Linked DNA regions of Homo sapiens: all the other regions are linked to region 3. Evidence: chromatin loops called from intact Hi-C (ENCODE). Cell type or tissue: K562. All regions are shown on one strand. Region 1 overlaps CRTC3-AS1 (CRTC3 antisense RNA 1). Region 2 has its middle 41 kb from the start of IDH2. Region 3 overlaps IQGAP1 (IQ motif containing GTPase activating protein 1).

What was found. A loop is a pair of places that touch in the nucleus more often than their neighbours do. Peaks named below come from ENCODE experiments on the same cell type or tissue, not always from the same donor. Only the 100,000 strongest peaks of a DNase experiment are listed, where the experiment ranks them.
Region 1: a loop joins it to region 3, with 2.5 times the contacts of the local background. A loop is called at or near these places in 5 of 110 quality-filtered maps.
Region 2: it touches region 3 in a loop (14-fold over the local background); 3 of 110 quality-filtered maps call a loop at or near these places.

Annotation. Positions count from the first base shown.
Region 1 is chr15:90,692,310-90,694,809 of GRCh38, forward strand. The region is part of intron 2 of CRTC3-AS1 (CRTC3 antisense RNA 1); the gene reads right to left. Among named protein-coding and RNA genes, the nearest start is that of CRTC3-AS1, 24 kb to the right of the region's middle. In K562, a CTCF peak has its summit at 1,558 (motif pointing left); a DNase peak (open chromatin) is centred at 1,572.
Region 2 is chr15:90,141,808-90,144,307 of GRCh38, forward strand. No RefSeq gene overlaps it. Among named protein-coding and RNA genes, the nearest start is that of IDH2, 41 kb to the left of the region's middle. RefSeq lists enhancers at 1-184, 1,734-2,268. In K562, a CTCF peak has its summit at 1,524 (motif pointing right); DNase peaks (open chromatin) are centred at 74, 1,044 and 1,584; H3K4me3 peaks cover 280 bases.
Region 3 is chr15:90,481,314-90,483,813 of GRCh38, forward strand. IQGAP1 (IQ motif containing GTPase activating protein 1) reads left to right here. Exons shown (of 38, transcript NM_003870.4): 27 at 647-787; 28 at 884-968; 29 at 2,048-2,280. Among named protein-coding and RNA genes, the nearest start is that of CRTC3, 47 kb to the right of the region's middle. In K562, a CTCF peak has its summit at 1,263 (motif pointing left); a DNase peak (open chromatin) is centred at 1,268.

The sequences.
Region 1 (2,500 bases), 210 kb after region 3:
TACAGGTGAAGCACCAACAGCATCTGCCACGGTAGGACATGTGAAAAGAAGGCCTTGACACGCTTTTTATAGAATGCTTTGTACTAATTTAGGAGGATATCATTTAATATATTATTGCTTTTAAGTGGGTTCCCCTGGGAGTATAGAGGGACGTGTCATGGGCCAACCCATTAATATTTCAAGATGAGAATGTCTCTTTGACAGCTGTGCATCTTATACTTGCAAGAACTCTGGGAACTATCTAGGCCATTTGAATCAGGTTTCTGCACACATCTTGACCAATTTAGTTTCTGAAATTCTATTTTGTCATTTTATACCCCCCCACCCGCTGATTCTATAGTGAAAGTCAGTAGTCAAAGTCTTGTTGCATCTGAAAGCCTTCACAGACTTCCTTTCCCATTTGACCTATGAGGTTTGTGTCTCATTGTATTAAAGGACAAGGATATTTCTCTCTTTTTTTTTTTTTTTTTGAGACGAAGTCTCGCTCTTGTCCCCCAGGCTGGAGTGCAATGGTGCGATCTCGGCTCACTGCAACCTCCACCTCCCGGGTTCAAGTGATTCTCCTGCCTCGGCCCCGCTGGGATTACAGGTGCCTGCCACCACGCCCAGCTAATTTTTGTATTTTTAGAAGAGACGGGATTTTACCATGTTGGCCAGGCTAGTCTAGAACTCCTGACCTCAAGTGATCCACATGCTTTGGCCTCCCAAAGTGCTGGGATTACAGGCGTGAGCCACCACGCCCGACCTCTTCTTCTTTTTTTTTTTTTTAGAGATAGACTCTTGCTCTGTTGCCCAGGCTGGAGTGAGTGGCACGATCCTGACTCATTGCAACCTCAACCTCCCGGGCTCAAGCCATCCTCCCACCTCAGTCTCTTGAGTAGCTGGTATTACAGGTGCACGCCACCATGCCCGGCTAATTTTTTAATTTTTTAGTAGAGACGCGGTTTTGCTATGTTGCCAAGGCTGGTCTCGAACTGCTGAGCTCCAGTTATCTGCTTGCCTCAGCCTCCCAAATTGCTGGAATTACAGGTGTGAGCCACCATGCCTGGCAGATATTTCAAATTTGAGTAGGAAAACTTTTAACAACTCTTTGATGATGACAGTGTAGTATATTTTGTATATGGTGATAGTTCTACACATCTCTAAACATATATTTCTATTTATGTGATCAGTATTTTTTCATCTGGATGAAATTAACAGAATAATACTGTTGTGAATCATGCCGTTCCATTATCTGTCAAAAAATGGCAGAGACAGGCCAGGTGCAGTGGCTCATACCTATAATCCCAACACTTTGGGAGGCTGAGGCAAAAGGACTGCTTGAGCCCAAGAGTTCAAGACCAGCCAGGGCAACATAGTGAGACCCCCATCTCTACCAAAAAAAAAAAAAAAAAGGCAGACATGATAGTACTGTGGTCTACAATGGAACACACTGGAACATATCCATAGCATCTAATGACTTTTATCAAAAGTCCTTCATTCATCATACCCCCTTTATTTCACATGAGCCATTCCAGGAATCATGTGAACAAGAAGAAGATTCTTGAGTGCCATCAAGTGGCCATTTGGGGAAAACCACAGGTGATCTGGGTGTAAGACCATCAGCCTCTACATAATTTCCTCCCTGAATTTGGGGTCTGGTTTTGGAGCAGAGAAATGTTAAAAAAAAAAAAAAAGTTGTCAGAGGAACCTAGTTGGAGGTTGAGGATGAAACCAAAGCCATGGCCTGAGAAGGGAGAAAATGGCTGAAGTAGCCAAAGATTATTTTTTTAAAGACTTTATTTTATTTTATTATTTTTTTTGAGATAGAGTCTCACTCTGTCACCCAGGCTGGAGTGCAGTGGTGCAATCTCGGCTCACTGCAAGCTCCGCCTCCTGGGTTCAAGCGATTCTCCTGCCTCAGCCTTCCGAGTACCTGGGATAACAGGCGCGCGCCACCACACCCAGCTAATTTTTGTAATTTTAGTAGAGACAGGGTTTCATCATGTCAGCCAGGCTGATCTCGAACTCCTGACCTCAGGTGATCCACCTGCCTTGGCTTCCCAAAGTGCTGAGATTACAGGTGTGAGCCACTGTACCCGGCCAGACTTTATTTTTTTGAGAGCAGTTTTAGGTTCATAGCAAAATTAAGAGGAAGGCACTGAGATATCTCATATGCCCCCCCAACACATGCACAATCCCCCCCATTAACAACATCCCCCACCAGAGTGCTACATTTATTACAACTGATGAACCTACATTGACACATCATCACTCAAAGTGTATAGTTTATATTAAGGTTCATTCTTGTTGTTGTACAATCTATGGACAAATGGAAAAATATATAGGACATGTGTCCACCATTATAGTATCATACAGAGTATTTTCACTGCCCTAAAACTCCTCTATTCTCTGCCTATTCATCCCTTCCTGCCCTCAGCCCCTGGCAACCACTGATCTTTTTACCATCTCCACAGTTTTGTCTTTTCCAGAATGCCATATTGTTGGAATAATACAGTGT
Region 2 (2,500 bases), 340 kb before region 3:
TGGGAAGTGCCTAATGAGTCAGCCAACTCTGTGGAGGGGAGGGAAGGAAACATGCCGTGTTAAGAGGATCTGCAAGCCAGGGACGGGTGGGGAGTGGAGCCCGTGGAGGATGGACAGCTGGACCATGTGAGTTTCCATTGTGTCGGGGGGAACGTGTCACCCAGAGGTCTCTCCAGCAGTCTCCCCACCCCCACCCCTGCAGATTCCACAGGACCAAGGGCTTCCCTGGACAAGGGCCTGGTCCTTGGAGTCTAAGGCAAGACTCCAATCTCCACAGTTGCCCGAGCTCTCTTCCCTGTTTGGGACTTGGGAACGGGAAGATTTGGGAGGTGAAGAGCTGGGACTCCCTTTGGTGGAGAAAGCTTGGGTTTCAGCACTGACTTGGAGAGACCAAAACAAAGGGTTTTTGGCCAGGATAGAGTGATTCTCAGGAGGAAAGGCAGGAAAGCATTTCCCCATATTCAGGTAAGGAGAGAGAGAAAATTAACAAACTGTTGCTGTGGAGGGAGACAAACACCTTGATAAACTCAAGAAGCTGGTTACGGGGATCCCGGCAAACCCGCCGGCGCAGAGCACAGTAGTGGAGAGGCCCGGGGAATCCCAGCAAAAAACACCCCACCGGCTGGGCGCCGCGGCTCACACCTGTAATCCCGGCACTTTGGGAGGCTGAGGTGGGCAGATCACAAGGTCAAGAGTTCTAGACCAGTCTGGCCAACATGGTGAAACTCAGTCTCTACTAAAAATACAAAAATTAGCCGGGTGTGGTGGTGGGTGCCTGTAATCCCAGCTACTTGGGAGACTGAGGCAGGAGAATCTCTTGAACTAGGGAGGCAGAGGTTGCAGTGAGCTGAGATCACACCATTGCACTGCAGCCTGGGTGACAGAGCAAGGCTCCGTCTCAAAAAAAAAAAAAAAGACAAAAAGAAAAACACCCCACCAACCAGCAAACAAAACAACAAAAACCAAGGAGGAACGACCAGGAACAGTGTCTGTAGCCTCAAATGCCTTTATACCAGTGACGGTGACACCACACCGTGGGGCCCTGCCCCCAATCAACTGAAAAATGAGGCAGCGACAGTTGTGGGAAGCCATCAGTGGGAGGAGACCAAAAGACTAGAGTGGTTTTTTTCTGCTTTGTTGAAATACAATTGACAAATAAAAGTATACATATTAAAAGCATACAACGTGATGACTTGGTATATGGACACGTGAGATGATTATGACAATCAAGCTGATTGACACACTCATCACCTCCCATAGTTACCGTTGTTACCCATTTTTTTAAAAAAAACGAGAACACTTTAGAGGTACTCTCAAAAGATTGTTTTGTAAAGTTGTTTTTAAAGGTTGGGATCACCCAGACTCTAATTCAAGTGACCTTATGGGAGCCCGGGAAGACAGGATTGTAAGCAGGTAAAGGAAACCTCCACAATTCTGTTTCTTGGTGAGGAGAAAGCCTGTCTTGAAGGAGGTGTGGAGGAGGCGGGGGCCGGCAGCCAGTTGACGAACAGCCAGAAGGTGGCAGTGTCTACCTGGGGAGGGGCAGTGGGCTGAGCCCCTGGCTGGGGCGAGTCCTTTATCACACCACAGCCAGGGCCAGCTGTGTGCAGCCCCAGATTACTCCTTGACAAGACTCAGTCCCGCCAGGCCCTCCCCGCAGGCCTGTTTTTTATGCTGGTCTGGCCATGAGGTAAGGCTGGATAGGGACAAAGTGCCCGAGCATGACAGCTGCCCAGGCTGGGCCCAGTTGCACAGCTTGGGTGGCCCTAGCCTTCGAGCTCTAAATCGAGTCTCCTCCTACTCCTAGCCCATGGCAGTCGGGCCCCGGACATTCTCCTCACTGCTTCCAGGATTCTAGAGGGCTTTCCAGTGCCCCTGGCCCCAGTCCTGCAGTGTTGACCTCCTGAGTCCCTGCCTCTCACTTCCCGGTGATGTCCCTCTGCTCTGTGCCCATCCTAGAAAAAAAAAAAAAAAAAGCCCTCTTTCTATGCTTTCTTTTTTCTTTCTTTTCTTTCTTTCTTTTTTTTTTTTAATGAGACAGTCTTTTTCTGTCACCCAGACTGGAGTGCAGTGACGTGATCTCAGCTCACTGTAACCTCTGCCTCCCAGGTTCAAGCGATTCTCCTGTCTCAGCCTCCCGAGTAGCTGGGACTACAGACACCCGCCACCACACCCGGCTAATTTTTGTATTTCTGGTAGAGATGGGGTTTCACCATGTTGATCAGGCTGGTCTTGAACTTTTGACCTCGTGATCCACCCACCTTGGCCTCCCAAAGTGCTGGGATTACAGGCGTGAGCCACAACGCCCGGCTTTTTCGTATTTTTAATGGAGATGCGGTTTCACCATGTTGGCCAGGCTGGTCTCAAACTCCTGACCTCAGGTGACCCACCCGCCTCAGCCTCCCAAAGTGAAAGTGCTGGGATTACAGGTGTGAGCCACCGTGCCCGGCCTTTCTATGCTTTCTTGTCACATGAGCTACAGCTTTTACTGAAGGCTTGG
Region 3 (2,500 bases):
AGCAGTCCTCCCACCTCAGCCTTCCTAGTAGCTGGGAATGCTAGCATGTGCTGCTGTGCCTGGCATAGCACTCCTATCCTTGAAGACCTCCTTCTGGTTTCTAACAAAGTCCAGATTTGTCAGTATCATATACGGGGTCTGTCATGGCCTGCTCCCTGTCTGCTTTTCCACTGTCATTTCTCCTGTCTCCCCTTCCTTCCTAGAAGACTCTTCCTCTCCTTTTTTCCTGAGTTCAAGCATCCCTTCGTTTTGGAAGCTTTCCTTGCTTTTTCCATTCTGAGTTGAAGCCCTTTCCCTATGGTCCTGTGGCACTTTTGGTGAACTGATTTACAGCACAATAGGTTTATAATCATCTGTTTGTGTGTCGCTCCCACCAGACTGTAAAAGACTGAAGAGAAGGTGTCATGTCTTGTATAACTTTTATTCCCAAGTGCCTGTTATTGTGCCTGGCACACAATTCAGGCACCTGATTCACAGTTAAAAACCTGCGTTCAGATTCTAGACTTATCACTTACCAGCCCCGTGAGGATGAGCTTAAGCTATCTAATATTTCTGGGTCTTATAGTTTATGAAAGATAAGACACTTGCTTCAGGCTGTTCCTGGCTGTTAGTCTAACATAGTTGGGTATAATTTCTGTCTTCCCAGCAAACTGCCCTATGATGTGACCCCTGAGCAGGCGCTAGCTCATGAAGAAGTGAAGACACGGCTAGACAGCTCCATCAGGAACATGCGGGCTGTGACAGACAAGTTTCTCTCAGCCATTGTCAGCTCTGTGGACAAAATCCCGTGAGTGCCATCAGTTGTCATGACCCCCAGTAGAACCCAGCACTAAGTGCCTTTCTGCTCCTTGGCCCTTCTCACTAAGTTTTGTCCATCCCGCAGTTATGGGATGCGCTTCATTGCCAAAGTGCTGAAGGACTCGTTGCATGAGAAGTTCCCTGATGCTGGTGAGGATGAGCTGCTGAAGGTAAGAATCTCATAGCCGGCAGACTCCTGCCCTTTGAGGACAAAGCAATAAAACCAGGGCTGACCATAGATCATTACTAACTGCCTAAGTGTAGGTTCTGGCAGTAGCTTACCATTGATTGTGAGCTTTTGAAAGCAATTGTAATTGGTAAATGGTACCTCTCTTAGGATGAAACACTTCCTATAGTTTGGCACACAAACATCAAACAAGTAGAAAGATGGATTTTTCCTGTTTTCAGATGAGTTTCTTTGAGTCCTATCTTTTCGCTGTAGTATTGTTCCCTCTGCTGGTGACCTGGCGAATAGTAGCAGGCACAGTTGTTTCTGCTAAGGCTGTTGCTGATAACTCTTTCTTACTCAGCTATGCTCTTCTCTTTTCTTTTTTTTTTTAATCTGAATGCTTTTTTCTTCTCTCTCCTAGTTCTGTGCTTTCCTACAGTGAGGCCTCGATTCTAGACTTTCTGTTCAGGTGAATTAATTTTATTTCTTCTGAATGAAACTCTAGGGGAAATGCTGTGACTGCCCCTGAATTCTTCTGTGGAAGAGATGTGTGTTAAGTGAATTTAATTTCAGAGGCATGAACTTGGCCTTTGAAGTCTGCAGCATGAGAATGTTGGGAGGTGGGGTTACTCTATGCTGATTGGGTCATGTTAAGGAATTTAGCTATGTTTGTTAGCTTTTTATAAGGAAAGCCCATCTACATGAAAGTACAAAGTGCATGTGGGTGACAGCAGCCTTATTTGCTACCATGATATGTGAACAAAAGATGCCCTGAAATACTTAATAACAGACTTTAAGTGTGTCATTTTTACCTTCTGAATCTGCTCTTTCATTAACTACTGGCAGTAGTTTTCAGTTCTGTTCTCATTGTTTTCCTGTATTGAACAAAGGGATATTTCATTTAGTTCCAGGCCATGAGAGAGAGTGTGTATATGTGCATGCATGCGTGTGTATATGTATTTTTTATTTATTTTTTCCTCATAGGACTGCATTTTCTGCTTTTCTTTGCTAGCAAAGTCATTTATAGCTTCCTTGGTGGTATGTCTTTTAATACCCATCTTTCTGTTTCGTCTGTTCCAGATTATTGGTAACTTGCTTTATTATCGATACATGAATCCAGCCATTGTTGCTCCTGATGCCTTTGACATCATTGACCTGTCAGCAGGAGGCCAGCTTACCACAGACCAACGCCGAAATCTGGGCTCCATTGCAAAAATGCTTCAGCATGCTGCTTCCAATAAGATGTTTCTGGGAGATAATGCCCACTTAAGCATCATTAATGAATATCTTTCCCAGTCCTACCAGAAATTCAGGTAAGGGGAAAGGCACAAGTGCTTAAGAGAGTCTGTGGATGTATTTTTATTGTTGAGGGGAAAAATAAGATTAAAAACCACCTCTCACTTTCCCCGGACTGCCATATGTAGAAGACGTGTTTGATGTGCCCAGGATTCCAGAAGATGATCCATTTACTTTGAAGAGAATTTTCATATGAAATAGATAGTAGTTAACACTTATGAAATAGATAGTAGTTAA